2 separate regions of the Homo sapiens genome follow, and region 2 is linked to region 1. Evidence: read pairs that join two places in POLR2A ChIA-PET (ENCODE). Cell type or tissue: A673. All regions are shown on one strand.

What was found. ChIA-PET counts read pairs that join two places held together with the same protein. Peaks named below come from ENCODE experiments on the same cell type or tissue, not always from the same donor. Only the 100,000 strongest peaks of a DNase experiment are listed, where the experiment ranks them.
Region 2: POLR2A ChIA-PET joins it to region 1 with 6 read pairs; 2 of 35 experiments call an interaction of 5 or more read pairs at or near these places.

Annotation. Positions count from the first base shown.
Region 1 is chr7:42,673,975-42,681,974 of GRCh38, reverse strand. The region is part of intron 1 of LINC01448 (long intergenic non-protein coding RNA 1448); the gene reads left to right. Among named protein-coding and RNA genes, the nearest start is that of LINC01448, 28 kb to the left of the region's middle. In A673, no CTCF peak of the experiment used is centred here; a DNase peak (open chromatin) is centred at 3,824; H3K27ac peaks cover 596 bases.
Region 2 is chr7:41,959,921-41,967,920 of GRCh38, reverse strand. GLI3 (GLI family zinc finger 3) reads left to right here. Exons shown (of 15, transcript NM_000168.6): 14 at 1-325; 15 at 1,280-6,972. The coding sequence ends at 3,591. Among named protein-coding and RNA genes, the nearest start is that of INHBA, 260 kb to the right of the region's middle. In A673, no CTCF peak of the experiment used is centred here; no DNase peak of the experiment used is centred here.

The DNA of each region.
Region 1 (8,000 bases):
TCTAATATGCTCTGTTCTACTTTTTACTTCTATGAAATTAATTTTTTAAAGCTTCTACATATTAGTGAGAACATGCAGTATTTAACTTTGTGTTCCTGGCTTGTTTTACTTAGTACAATGTCCTCCAGTTTCATCCACGTTGCAGTAAATAACAGAATTTTATTCTTTTTTATGGCTGAATAGTAGTCCATTGTGTATATATACCATATTTTCTTTATGCATCTGTTGTTGGACACTTGGGTTGATTCCATGTCTTGACTATTGTGAACAGTGCTGCAATCAACATGGGGCTGCAGACCTGTCTTTGATATACTGATTTCCTTTCGTTTGGATAAATGGCCAGTGGTGGGATTGCTGGATCATACGGTAGTTTTATTTGTAGTTTTCTGGGGAACCTCCACACTGTTCTCCATAAGGGTTATACTAGTTTACATTTGCACCAGTGGTGTATAAGAGTTTCCTTTTCTCTGCATCCTCACCAGTATTTATTATTTTTGTATTTTTGACAATAGCAATTTTATCTGAGATGAGATGATATCTCATTGTAGTTTTGATTTGCATTTCCCTGATGATTAATGATGTTGAACATTTTTACATATATTTGTTGAAAATTTCTGTATTTTGAGAAATATCTGTTCATATCATTTTCCCATTTTTAAATCAGGCTTTTCTTTAGTTTTTTTTTTTTTCTGTTGAGATGTTTGAGTTGCTTGTATAATCTTGAATATTAATTCCTTGTCAGATGAATAGTTGCAAATATTTTCTATTTTGTAGGTTGTCCATTCACTCTGTTGATTGTTTTCTATGTTGTTTAAAAGCTTTTTCATTTGATATAATTTCATTTGTTTATTTTTGCCGTAGTTGCCTGTGCTTTTGAGATTTTATTTATAAAATATTTTCCCAGACAAATGTCTTGAAGCATTTCCCCCATGTTTTCTTCTAGTAGCTTTATAGTTTCAGGTCTTACATCTAGTCCTTGGATTCATTCCGAGTTGACTTTTGTATAGGGTGAAACGTGAGCATCTAGTTTCATTCTTTGAATATGGATATCCAGTTTCCCCAGGACCATTTATTGACGAGGCTGTCCTTTTCCCAGTGAGTGTTCTTGGTGCCTTTGTCAAAAATTAGTTGGCTGCAAATCTGTGGATTAATCTCTGAAATCTCTATTCTGTTCCATTGACCTGTGTGTCTGTTTTTATGCTAGTGCCATGCTGTTTTGGCTACTCTAACTTTGTAGTATGTTTTGAAGAATAGTAATGTGATACCTTCAGCTTTGTTCTTTTTGCTCAGAATTACTTTGGCTATTCAGGGTCTTTTTTGGTTCCATACAAATTTTAGTATTATGTTTCTCTATTTCTGTGGTATTTTGGTAGGGACTGCATTGAATCTGAAGATCACTTTAGTTAGTATGGCCATTTTAACAATATTAATTCTTCCAGCTCACGAATATGGATGTCTTTCTATTTTTTTGTGTTTTCTTCAATTTCTTTCATCGGTGTTTTATAGTTTTCCTTGTAGATATCTGTCATCTCCTTGGTTAAATTCTTTTTCTAGATATTTTATTATTTTTGTAGTTATTGTAAATGGAGTTGCTTTCTTGATTTTTTTTTTCAGCTAGTTTGTTGTCTCTATATAGAAATGCCACTGATTTTTGTTGTTGATTTTGTATCCTGCAACTTTACTGATTTCGTTTATCAGTTCTGAGTTTTTTGGTAGAGTCTTTAGATTTTTCTATGTATAAGATCATTTATCTGCAAGCAGGAACATTTTGACTTCCTCTTCTCCAATTTGGATGTCCTTTATTTCTTTCTCTTGCCTAACTGCTCTGGCTAGGACTTCTAGTACTATACTGAATAAGAGTGGTAAGATTTTGTTCTCATTCTGTATGATTTTAGTTTGTTATATGTGGCCCTCATTATGTTGAGGTACTTTCCTTCTATACCTAATTTATTGAAGGTTTTTACTATGAAGGGATGTTGAATTTTGTCAAGTGCTTTTTCTGCAGCTGTTGAGATGATCATATAATTTTTGTCCTTATAATTCTGCTGATGTGATGTATCGTGTTTATTGATTTGCTTATGTTGAAACATCCTTACATCCATAGGATGAATTCTACTTGATCATTGTGTGTGATCTTTTTGATGTGCTGTTGGATTCAGTTTGCTAGTATTTTGTTGAGAATTTTTGTCTCTATGTTCACTAGGGATATTGGTCTAGAGTTTTCTTTCATTTTCGTGTCCTTGTCTGGTTTTGGTATCAAAGTTACACTGGCCTCCTAGAATAGAAGAATTTGTATTAATTCTTTAAGAGTTCAGTAGAATTCAGCTACGAAGTCATCCAGTCCTGGACTTTTCTTTGTTGGGAAGTTTTTATTACTGGTTCAATCTCATTACTTGTTTTTGGTCTGTTCAGTCTTGCTATTTCTTCTTGGTTCAATATTGGCAGGTTGTATGTGTCCAGGAATTTAGCCATTTCCTCTAGGTTTTTAAATATATTGGCATATAATTGTTCATAATAGAGATTAATAAGTTTTGAAACTGAATTTTTCTGTGCTCTGTATCTGATTTCTAATGAGAATAGATACATTACAGTATTTTGAAACTGAGTCCTTCTGTGTTCTTTATCTGATTTCTAATGAGAGTAGATACATTACAGTATCTAAATGTTTTAAAATCTAATAATTTTACGACTAATGTAGGAGGTAGGAGTAGGGAAACAAAGTTTGTCTGGCAGTATGATTGATTATTGTTGAATTTTTGGTGAGGAAATAGACCCCAGACCTTGATCTAGAGGGAGGAAGAGTAAGACAAAGAGCACTATATTGGTTGCCGATTAAAACAAGGAGCATTTAAATTTTTCATGGTAACTTAAGAAGGAAAGAGTGAGAGGGCTCTGGATGAACAGGAAGCAGGGCCAGCTGCATGGAAGGCTGTAGAAGGCAGGGGTCAGCCAGTGAGATGCTTCCCGGGGGGAAATGGCCAGGAGACTTCTAGGATCAGGAGGGTCGCATATGGACTAATAGGCAGTGTTCAGTCATATGCTCCTTTACCTCTGACTCCTTAATAAATTTTGTTAAAACTACCCAAAGATGGTAGTTTTATCAAAATTAAAGTTGTTTAAGTTAAGAACTTTAACATTAAAGTTGATTAACAGTTTTAATCATGGAAAAGCATCCATGTTTTCACATTTCGTTTGATGCAGAGTGGAGAGAAATAGCAGATGTAAGCATTGAGAATCCAAGTGAAAGATAGTTAAACAGAAGGAGGATATTAGAAGAGGGAGTAACTGTGAGAAATGGAAAGTCCCTGAGATTCCTGAGAAATGCAGGGAGTTGACTAAGTGAGGGATGGGGAATAAACTCATTTTTATTTTAACATTAAAGAGAAGAGTGCTCTCATAAGATGGAAGTCTTGGAAACACCCACACAGCAGATTCTTGGGTTGCACTAGCAAATACATCTGACACTTTTACAAATGGCAACTTCTCCTGACTTGTTACTGACAAGTTGAGCAATGTCTTCAACTTTATAGCGTAAACAGAACTGGGAATCCTGCCTATAACATCCAACATCCTCATGTCATGGGAGGATCATGGTAGAGTTATTCTCAGCACCCAGAATTCTACATAGGAAAATGATTATAAGGGTAAGCCATATTCAAAATAATCTGGTTTTAGTGCCTAAGCCCACAAAGCTGCATTATATAAAATATTGCTTCCTTTAAAATGATGGTCTTGAGAAAACAACATCAAACAGAACTTTCTGAGATCAAGAACAGGAAATGAATGATTCAGCAGGCTGGATATCACCCAAAGAGCTGTCTTCACAGCTGTAAGGAATAGCTGCAAAAAGTTCCAGGGGATTGCCTGGTACCATTTGAAGGCAGTCAGGCTGGGAACCACAGAGAGCTCCACGGAGTGTGGTGAAGGATAATTAGACAGTCCAGCTTCGACTCCCCAGAAATATGTCAGCCTGGTGCCACTGCTTTCTTGACTATCTTCTAACTGCCTCTGAGTCCACATTTGGAGATGCTCCAGGGTGACTCAGGACTTGAGAGAGAGCAAGCATCATCCATGGCAGGAAAGTCAAGGTGTTTGTTCTGCTCTAAGAGCCTGAAAGGATGATTTATCATGGAAGCTGACACTGCTGCACTGTTTTTCAAAATCTAATATAGTGCTGGTTATCTGGCAAGGACTGCCTTTGGGCAGAGCTTGGGTGAGAGTGCAGTTAGTGCTGATTCATTTGTGTGATCTCTCTCTCTCTCTCTCGTGCTCTCTCTCTCATATTAAAGTACAATTAGCAAGCACCCAGATTTTGACTGCTATCATCCAATGCCTGCCCAGTGATTCTCACCTGTACAACACTGCTGACTCTGTGGAGTATATTATGCAGGAAATTGCCCAGGCATTAATATTTGAGACCTGACATTGGAAAAGAGTAGTAGCCCTCAAGTGTGTCTTCTTGAACACATTGTGCCTTGCTTTAGCAGAACAGCAAAGCCCATCTACATCCTATAAGCATTTCCACTACTTAGTCCTGATACGTGTTCCACAAAGCCTTCTTCATCTTCTCCATCTTTCTAAAACATGTTTTTTCATCATGTCACTCTTTTGCTCAAAAATCTTCAGATGTATCTGCAGTATCTTTATAGTACCAGATAGGTTTTTTTCTGAGTCTTATCTTTGTTCTGTTGTGTTTTATGCATCTCTGCAGCTGCATACAACCTTTTTGAGATGAGCTGGGGTATACATGTAAGGAATACATGTAAGGACACATACATGCCTCATATGTAATAAGACATCCATTAGACTTTTTCTGTCATCTAACACTTCCGTTGAAGGCCCCAGGCTGAGGACAAGGATTGAAAAGTACTTCATATTCTTCCAAATGCGCATATCTTCCCCAGGAATTGTTAAGAGATAGCCAAAGTAGTCTTACAAGTCCCTGTTCCACTGTCAAATATTTATAGAAAGAGAAGAGTATAAATGTTAAGGGGAGTTAAATGTAGTGGAGGAAGTTTTAGCAGTTTTCATGTTGCATTGTTGCCTAAGTGGGGACTGCCCAGCATTTCCCGTCCCTCAAACCAGATGAGAAGGGCTCTAAGAAAACTGTGGATGGAAATTGTGGTTGCTGAGAGAAAAGAAGCCTGCATTTCCCTCCACAGTGAGGTGATTTGCTGAGCTATGGTGTCTGCAGGCCTTCCCCAGGGCTTCCAGTCCAGCAGAAGGAAGATTGGTGAGGGAGTTCTCAGGATAATTTTGTGTGTCTCTGAAAACTTGTGGTGTTTGTGAGTGTGGACAGCAATGCTCACTTCTGACCTGGAGAGTCCTGATGGCAGGAAGCTGGATTGAGCAGGTGCAATTGCAGGGTAAGGACAAAGGTCAGGTGCATGGCAAGGATGCTTGAATTTTTCAAAGTGCACAGACATGGGAGAAGAGAACCAGCCTAAAGGCTTTTTAAAGGTACCCTTATGAAGAGGACTAGCTTTGGGCTCCATGCCAGCTGTGAGCATCTTTGTCAGGAGTACTTCTAGGGACAGGTGCTTGTGGATGGTCACAGAGGAGAGCTGGAGAGCACATTAGCTACATTAGTCTGCACATGGCTTCTAGAGAGGTGGCACATGCACCCCATGAGAGATGCCACTTTAGGCCAGCCCATGGTGACCAAAAGAACTACATCAGCAGGAACTGTTAAATAATATAAACTAAAAACATTTCCTCCACCCCATTCTCAATACCTGAGAGGGACCATGGCATCTGACTCAGATGTTGCTAAGGGAAGGGAGGGGTTGTATAGCATATTTAAGGTGCTGGAGGAAAAAATAAAACTGTTTGTTGTTTTTACTCCAATGAGTTTAGTCTGTGCAATAAGCATTTTACTTGTATATATATATATATGCACGCAACAAAGCTAAGAGTTTTATTATTTTTAGAAATTAATTCAATAAACACTTTGCAGATCTAATATATCTTAGCAAGATGCATGGCACTTATGATATAGAAAGAAATAATTAACACTTCTTTCTTTAAGGCATTTCTATGAGGAAGTATACATATATTTTTGTAGTCATAAAATCATGTGAATAGGCTGGGCATGGTGGCTCATGATGGTAATCCCAATTCTTTGAGAGACCAAGGCAGGAGAATTGCTTGAGGCCAGGAGTTTAAGACCAGTCTGGACAACATGGTGATACCCTGTCTCTACACAACATAAAATTTAAAAATCAGCTGAGTGTGGTGATGCATATCTGCAGCTACTCAGGAGGGAGGATTACTTGCCTAGGAGTCTGGGGCTACAGTGAGCTATGATTGTGCCATTGGACTCCAGCCTGAGTGACAGAGCAAAACTCTGTCTCTAAAAAGAATAATAATAAACAATAAAAATTATTTAAAAAACAAATAGAGTACAATATATATTATCATTTAACAGATTTATTGCTTACTTACTTTTTATAGTTTGCACTAAGCAGGCTGAAATATAGTGTATGGGAATGCAGAGTGACGAGCATCCAATGGGTATTCCTTGCTCTGATGACTTGGCCACGACTGAATTGAGTTTTATTTATCACTACTTCTTCAAAAATCTACTTCTTTGCTATTCTACAGAAGAAAATGTGTGCTTCTCTCTCTCCTTGTTTTACTCACTTATTGACTTGTGCTATGGTCTGAATATATGCATCTCCCTAAAATTCATAAATTTGTATGTTGAAATGTTAATGCCCAAGGACATGATATTAGAAGGTGGGGGCCTTTGGGGAAATGATTAGGTCATGGGATTGGTGCCCTTATAAAAGAAGCCCAGAGGGCTCCCTTGCCGGTTCCACTATGTGAGGACACAGTGAAGAGATGGCTGCCTTTGAACCAGGAAGCGGGTCCTCACTGGACACCAAATCTGCTAGCACCTTGATTATGGACTTCCCAACCTCCAGAACTGTGAGAAATAAATATGCCTCGTTTGCAAAAGTTGATAGATGAGTTATAAAACCAATTTACCAAACTACCATGTTAATGGCTGAGTAAAGTTTTGAATCGTTTTAGTAGAATCCCCAATGGATCCAAGTTTATGGGCAGAAGGCCAAATGTCTGTGTTTTATTCCCCAGCTTAGATTTCTGGGGGTTTCTAAATAATGTCAGTCCTTTTCAGTGGTGTCATCTTTTCTAGGGAAGGTCTGGGCTCTAGAAATGCCCTGTGTGCTGCTTGCTGGGGATTTATGGCTGAGTGTCTCTGGTGGATTCAGGCCATCCTTTCTGGGAATTTTGGCAGCATTTGCAACTGCATTCCTGCAGCATAGCCTACTGTATAGCTCCTGTCCTAGGACCTGTCATCTGTCTTCATGGTTTCTCAAGTATTATGTTCTCCTCTTTTTGATTGAATTTTTTGTTTTCCCAAGGCACATTCTTTAGTAGCTTTTAAAGAATAGGTACATGAAAAGCACATTCTCTAAATCCTTGCAGGTATGAAATTTCTATTTTGCATGTACACTTTATGAATAGTTTGAAGGATTTAGTTGTTCTTGTTGAATGTAGTTCATCCATCATAACATTTATCCTTTTAAGTTGTGCCATTCAGTGGTTTTAGTGCATTCACAAAGCTGTGCACTCATCACCACTATCTAATTCCAGAACATTTTCATGATTGACTGGGTACTTAATTTTAGGTATTTATGTATCCAATCTCCTATAAAAAATGGAATTGGGAGTAAGGACGACACATCATATACCTAGTGCTAGGCAAAAGCAGTTGTTCATGTACGTAAACATAAATGGAACTCTAGAGACTGCCACTGGGCTTGATGAAGTAACAGGCTATTTTGGGAAAGCCTGTGTGGTTAGTGTCAGGCCTCTGAGCCCAAGCTAAGCCATGGTATCCCTTGTGACGTGCACGTATACGTCCAGATGGCCCAAAGCAAGTAAAGAATCACAAAAGAAGTGAAAATGGCCAGTTCCTGCCTTAACTGATGACATTCCACCACAAAAAAAGTGAAAATGGCCGGTCCCTGCCT
Region 2 (8,000 bases), 710 kb after region 1:
TCTCAGCCAAGCCCTGGTGGTCAGTCTTCATGCAGCAGCCAACAGTCCCCCATCAGCAACTATTCCAACAGTGGGCTCGAGCTTCCTCTGACCGATGGAGGTAGTATAGGAGACCTCAGTGCCATCGATGAAACCCCAATCATGGACTCAACCATTTCCACTGCAACCACAGCCCTTGCTTTGCAAGCCAGGAGAAACCCGGCAGGGACCAAATGGATGGAGCACGTAAAACTAGAAAGGCTAAAACAAGTGAATGGAATGTTTCCGCGACTGAACCCCATTCTACCCCCTAAAGCCCCTGCGGTCTCTCCTCTCATAGGAAATGGTGAGTTCTACATCAGACCATGCATCTGCTCAGGGTTTTTTTTTCTGTTCTTTTAAATGCAGGCCCTCAGTTTTATGTTTGCTAGTTTCTCCACCAGTCCTAAAATGACGCTGTAACCATCCGTTAATGTTTAGCCCATTCAAGTTGCCTTTTGGGATTGTCCATATTTTAAAAACAGCTAGGAACAGGATAATATTGAGAAAAAAATGTGACTGTGCATGACTCATATTCTGATGGTGAAATCATAACTGTTAGATTAGGGTAAGGGAATGCCAGCAGTGGAGGCATCTGTGGTTGGAACTCTGTCTCTGGTTTCCAAAATTTAAAACCACGAGGTTAGCAGCCACTTTTATTTATATTTACCCAGTTCAAGGAAAGTCAGAAATCCCTCCCCACTGTCAGTCCCCAGGTCAGTTTGCACTTCTGAGATTACACTTCTGAGAGCACCTAAGGGGTGAAGCTCTTGCCTGCACCAACACAGGTGTTACCTGTTGGTAGGATGTGGCATGAACAGGACGCCCTGAGCGTGAATGTGAAACTCGTGGAGTACCTTTGCCTGGGGACTTGCCTGGAACTCAAGCGTTGTGTACCATCACAAGATTCTTTTTGTCCTTGCACAGCGCTTGGGGAGGGGCTTCAGTGAATCGAGGGAGTTGTTATTGTTTTGTTTAAGCCAGGCATCAGCAAACTACAGCCTGCGGCCATCTCCAGCCGCCCCTGTTTTTGTAAAGGAAGCTTCATGGACACCCCGCCACGCTTGCTTGCTCACTGCTCTCTGTGGCCGTGTTGGGGCTACACTGCAGAGCTGAGTAGTTGTGAGGCAGGCAATGTGGCCTGGGACACCAGAAATAGTTCCTAGCTGGCCCTTTACAGAAAAGGGTTGCTCATGCCTGGTGTAAGTCATGCTCGAAGGGAATTCATCTCCGCATGGTCTCTCCCTTTCTCTGTCTCCAGGCACACAGTCCAACAACACCTGCAGCTTGGGTGGGCCCATGACGCTTCTCCCGGGCAGAAGCGACCTCTCTGGGGTGGACGTCACTATGCTGAACATGCTCAACAGAAGGGACAGCAGCGCCAGCACCATCAGCTCGGCCTACCTGAGCAGCCGCCGCTCCTCAGGGATCTCGCCCTGCTTCTCCAGCCGCCGCTCCAGCGAGGCGTCACAGGCCGAGGGCCGGCCGCAGAACGTGAGCGTGGCCGACTCCTACGACCCCATCTCCACCGACGCCTCGCGCCGCTCCAGCGAAGCCAGCCAGAGCGACGGCCTGCCCAGCCTGCTCAGCCTCACGCCCGCCCAGCAGTACCGCCTCAAGGCCAAGTACGCGGCTGCCACAGGAGGGCCGCCGCCGACGCCCCTGCCCAACATGGAGAGGATGAGCCTGAAGACGCGCCTGGCGCTGCTCGGGGATGCCCTCGAGCCTGGCGTGGCCCTGCCTCCAGTTCATGCCCCGAGGAGGTGCAGCGACGGGGGAGCCCACGGCTACGGGCGGCGCCACCTGCAGCCGCACGATGCGCCGGGCCACGGCGTGAGGAGGGCCAGCGACCCGGTGCGGACAGGCTCCGAGGGCCTGGCCCTGCCTCGTGTGCCGCGCTTCAGCAGCCTCAGCAGCTGCAACCCCCCGGCGATGGCCACGTCCGCGGAGAAGCGCAGTCTCGTGCTTCAGAATTACACGCGGCCCGAGGGCGGCCAGTCCCGAAACTTCCACTCGTCCCCCTGTCCTCCCAGCATCACCGAGAACGTCACCCTGGAGTCCCTGACCATGGACGCTGATGCCAACCTGAACGATGAGGATTTCCTGCCGGACGACGTGGTGCAGTATTTAAATTCCCAGAACCAAGCAGGGTACGAGCAGCACTTCCCCAGCGCCCTCCCGGACGACAGCAAAGTGCCCCACGGGCCCGGTGACTTTGACGCGCCCGGGCTGCCAGACAGCCACGCTGGCCAGCAGTTCCATGCCCTCGAGCAGCCCTGCCCCGAGGGCAGCAAAACCGACCTGCCCATTCAGTGGAACGAAGTCAGCTCCGGAAGCGCCGACCTGTCCTCCTCCAAGCTCAAGTGTGGGCCGCGGCCCGCTGTGCCGCAGACTCGCGCCTTTGGGTTCTGCAACGGCATGGTCGTCCACCCGCAGAACCCCTTGAGGAGCGGGCCTGCTGGGGGCTATCAGACCCTCGGGGAGAACAGCAACCCCTACGGTGGCCCAGAGCACTTGATGCTCCACAACAGCCCCGGAAGTGGCACCAGTGGAAACGCCTTCCATGAACAGCCCTGTAAGGCCCCGCAGTATGGGAACTGTCTCAACAGGCAGCCAGTGGCCCCTGGTGCACTCGACGGTGCCTGTGGTGCCGGGATTCAAGCCTCAAAGCTGAAGAGCACCCCCATGCAAGGGAGCGGGGGCCAGCTGAATTTCGGCCTGCCGGTAGCGCCAAATGAGTCAGCTGGCAGCATGGTGAATGGCATGCAGAACCAGGACCCAGTGGGACAGGGGTACCTGGCTCACCAGCTCCTCGGCGACAGCATGCAGCACCCGGGGGCAGGCCGCCCCGGTCAGCAGATGCTTGGGCAGATTAGTGCTACCTCACACATCAACATCTACCAAGGGCCAGAGAGCTGCCTGCCAGGGGCTCACGGCATGGGCAGCCAGCCGTCAAGCTTGGCAGTTGTCAGGGGCTACCAGCCATGTGCCAGCTTTGGGGGCAGCAGGCGCCAGGCTATGCCGAGGGACAGCCTTGCTCTGCAGTCAGGACAGCTCAGTGACACAAGTCAGACCTGCAGGGTGAATGGTATCAAGATGGAGATGAAAGGGCAGCCCCATCCGCTGTGCTCTAATCTGCAGAATTACTCTGGTCAGTTCTATGACCAAACCGTGGGCTTCAGTCAGCAAGACACGAAAGCTGGTTCATTCTCTATTTCAGACGCCAGCTGCCTGCTACAGGGGACCAGCGCCAAAAACTCTGAGTTACTTTCCCCAGGTGCTAATCAGGTGACAAGCACAGTGGACAGCCTCGACAGCCATGACCTGGAAGGGGTACAGATTGACTTCGATGCCATCATAGACGATGGGGACCACTCCAGCCTGATGTCGGGGGCCCTGAGCCCAAGTATCATTCAGAACCTTTCCCATAGCTCCTCCCGCCTCACCACGCCTCGGGCGTCCCTCCCATTCCCAGCGCTGTCCATGAGCACCACCAACATGGCTATCGGGGACATGAGTTCTTTGCTGACCTCCCTAGCGGAAGAAAGCAAATTCCTTGCAGTTATGCAATAGGCTTTAGGAAAAAAAGACTGCAACCAACGGAAATCAATAGGAGTTGAAGAGATTAAACTGACTTTGTTTTGGCTGTTTTTTTAGTTCTGTATGTATTTTAGCAATCTCATCTCACCTAACTGAGATGTGTTTCAATTATATTCCTTTTATGGAAAAGGACTCTGAAAAACCCTAAAGTATTCTAGGGAGAAACTGTCTTCCATTTCAGTTTTGAATCAGTATTGTTACACTCAAACCACCCTCTTTTTAAAAAAAAAAAAAAAAACTGTAAGCCCCGCCCCCTTTTTAGTAAACCGATGTAAATTTGTGATGTGCATATTCTTCTTTCTTTTAGAAGAGCAGTCAAATTAAAGGATTTGACATGTTTTGCTGTTGCTCAAAGGAAATAGGAGTTGGTGTGCTTGTGACCAAGGGGTTACACTTCCAGCTTTTAAAATTCTCCTTTACATGTGCTCAGTGTTTTGTTTTGTGTTTTGGTTTCTGTTTTTTATTTTAATTCCCACATTGGGCACAAGAATCAGAATATGGATAGCTAGTTTAAGAAACTTTTGTGGGTGCACTGTAGCATAGATGACAGAATATTGATGTTCCCCCCATCTCCAATTCAGTTCAGGGCATTCCACAGTTAAACAGAAATGGGAACGTGGGGCTCTTATAAATGAAATGGGCGCTCACAGTTTTGGTTTTCAGCTCTTCATGTCTGTAAGTGTGCTTTGGGGGAGGCTATGTCTGTATGGTCGATTCTCAGTTATCACATTTGCCTCTCCTCCCACTACCTTCATGAACATTCAGTGCTGTTTCGCACTGCAGTTAGAGAGAAGGGACGGACAGTTGGTGACACTCAGCCACATTGCTACTTTTATCTGTTCTGGTAAGAAGTTAGATAGATGGTAGATTGAAGCAATTGGGTAGAATTAGTTGGGGGAATATTTATGAGTTGCTGTGTTTGTTGATTAGTTCCATCTCTTTCCCATTTTAACTGAGAATTGATTATATATAGCTCTAAGTATATAGGTATTTAAACAACCCCACAAGCGGCTGTATCAGTAACATTTATTAATTCCACTATAGTGAGGGAGGATTTCCATTCTAAATACCTTATTTTGAGGGATTTATAAAACTTAGTTGTAAAAGAGAAAGCCCACATAGTGGGAATAAATTGCTTCAGCCATTTTTAGTATTTGAGAGCACTAGGGAAGATGTTTAGTAGCTGTGTGGATGCCTTTTTTCACACCCTGTCTATTGAATGCTGCATCCATTCACGAAGTTAAATGTTACATGCAGTTAGTCCTTAATGTGGACTGGATCTGTACTTTTGTTTTGGATTAAAACATTTAAAGATTTTTGAAGTGCAGCTACTCCCCACGTGCATTTGATACACATAAAAGTCATACTGTGTGTGCACAAAGAGTACATGGATTTTCCAGCATATTGCTTTAAAAAATTATATAAACTGTTAAAATATTAACACCTCAGGCTACCTGCTGTATTCTGTCCCATTGACCCCTGGAATTGGATTTACTGCAAGTGATTGATAATTCAATTATGTGGCTTTTCCCCTTTAATCTTGCCATTTAAATTACAGTAGAAAGACAAAATCAAGTAAAATAAAGTGTTAGATAATAGAAAGAGTGTTAAGACCAGCCCACTTTTCTCATGTTTATGTTCTTTCATTTGGACCAAGAATCTCCGCATGGAGGTTGATTTGCCACTGGGGACTTTGGCTAAGACTATTAGGTTTGCTTTCAACTAGATGTTCCTGAGACAAGCAGAGGGACACTGCAATTCCCCTTCCATGCCTGCTGTTCTCCCCCATGTAAGTCTTCTTTGAAATTAACGGATGTGTCTCCTTTGGAACAGCCCCATAACAAAAGAGAACTACTGATCTGAGCATAGGAAAGTAGAGGCTCTACCACTTTTCAGTTGAAAAAGCAAGACTTTCTCTGTGTTTCTGAAACAAGGCATAATGTTGTCACAGAATCAGAGATCCAGTCTCACTTTTCCACAAATCTCCAAATCTCCAGTCTTATCTTGTGTGCTCTAATGGTTTGGTTCAATCCCTTTCCAACTCTTGTTTTCAAAGCATGGGGCCTGAGTGTTCTCCACTCCTCCTAAGAAAGGAGCTTGGGTGGAAGGGACCATGCTGACCTCCTCCATCAGAGGGCTCTTCCAGTAGTATTCTCGGATGCAACCTCCATTTCTCAGTTACCATTATTTCCTGTATCAGCTTTGTCCTTCCTGGAGGGATGCACAGTGATCCGGCCCACCACTGTTGTTGTCTTGTGCTTCTGCTCTTTCCTATGGTTTCAGGTTATTTTCTGGGTTTCCCCTATTCTTCTTTTATTTCTTTTTTTTTTTATATTTGCTTTCCTTTCTACTGCTTTTAGATTTGCAGGAGATGCAAGTTTCAGCTCAATGTTTGGCTTCTCTCAATATGGAAATTTCAGAAGGACAGAGGAGAGGAGGGAGGAAGAAGAAAGTATACTCCTCCAGAATTTCAGTGATCTGTTGTGGCAGTCCAGTGGAAGGAAGGTCTTTTGAGGTCACTTAGAAGCATCTTTTTGGGACATCCTTTTGGGATCTCTGTAGGCTAGGCATCTCATATCTTGAGACTCACCCCCAGCCTCCAAGCCTCTCTCCATTTCTCTAACCTATGCATTTTAGAGCGAGAGGACCGCCTCACTAGTGTCACCATCCTGCCTTTTCTAAAACATGCAGGCTCACACATTCTACTCCTGCTTAATGTCTGTGTTAAACGTTTTCTAACCATTTTTGTTTTATTTTTCTGAAAAAGTTAACCCCTCCCAACTCCTCACACATTGGCTCTTCCTCTTGAGCCACAAAGTTTTGATTCTTGCGATGTATGTGCCTTATTTTATGTTAATCTTGTCAATGAGAGGGACCAGTTGGTGTTGCCCAATCAGCACTCCAAGGCTGTGTGTGCACCAGCCAGAGAGCGCACGGTGGTAGCAGAGTCGAGGCTGTCTTGTATCCTGGTTTCATGTGTTGTTTTGAACTGATAGGAGGATGTTCTCTTCTGACAAGTTACCCTTGTGTATCCTGCAGACATGTAAAATAAAATACAAGTTCATTTTTTTCACCTTTTTTAGATTTTTTTAAAAAATAAAATGTGTAATCCTTTTTTTAAAAGAAACACATGTAAATACATTTAAGTATTGTAGGCATAGCGTTCAGATGTGACTGGCCCAGGCGTTCCTCGGACAAGCCTGCATTCCCCGTGATCACGCCCACCTCAAGCCCAGGGGCTGCAGCCCAGCCACAGATGAACTCTACCTTTGCTTTCAGAACCACTTAGTCCTTTTGTAACAAAGAAAAAAAAATGTTTCTTACAATGTCAATAAAAAATTCTTTGTATGGAAATTTTTATTGGGTTGTTTATTAAATGCATAGTTGAATGGAAAGATTGCTTTCTTTGAAAACATCCAGAGCCTGTAGCTGGATCCAGACCCCTCACGTAGAAGATGAATGGACTTTTGCTGTGAGATCCAGATTCCTTAGCCCTAAACTGGAGAATAAGATGCAAATACATACATGCTCATGGTGTTTTGAGGATGTGTACCCGGGGGGCACACCAGTTGCAACAATTATTGTGTTTCTTTATATTATTGCTTTCTAAATTCAGTGAGGAAGGATGGTGATGGGGTTTAACGTCTAACAACTTAATTTGTCCCTCTTTTGTATGTTATCCTCTCATTTCAGAGATGCCCTACCACATGTCAACAGAAAATCTGACACGATAGAAGCCTACTTTATGTGGCTTTTAGTAACTGACCTCAGCCAGAATAAATTGTCTCCCATGTTTTTCTTGTGTCAGTGTGCAATATTATTCTCCAGATTACCGTAAGCCACTCCAAAAGCCTTCCCTTCCTCTTTCTAAGTAGTAGTACATGTCTTTTGAGCCATCAGCTGAGGATAATTGTTTCTGGGAAGGGCAGGAGTCCTGGCTGTGGGTATCTCAAGGCTACAAGGATGGACACATGCATGTATACACACACAGGTACAACAGCATGTGTTCCCCAGGCCTTATATCCTGTGGGGGGTGTATGTTCCCTGTCCTCCAGCAGGGTTTCTTTGGCCATAGGGATGCTTCATGCTTTCCTGATTCTCGGGGAGAATTTCCCCCCATCCAATCCAAGATGCTTTGCTTTTGTAACTAGATCCCTTATATAAGGTATCCAAATGAATCCAGAAAAAAATAAGGAAAATATGAATTTATGCCCTGCCTCAGGTATAAACTGTCAGCTCACAAAGAGACATGCCATGTACCAAATCAAAATAAAAGAAATGAGAGAAATGAGGCTAAGAGAAAGGAAACTTAGGGAAGGGACACCCCCAGGAACGAGGTGGGTGATGTGCACTCCTTCAATCCACATGAGCTGGGGGTGGAT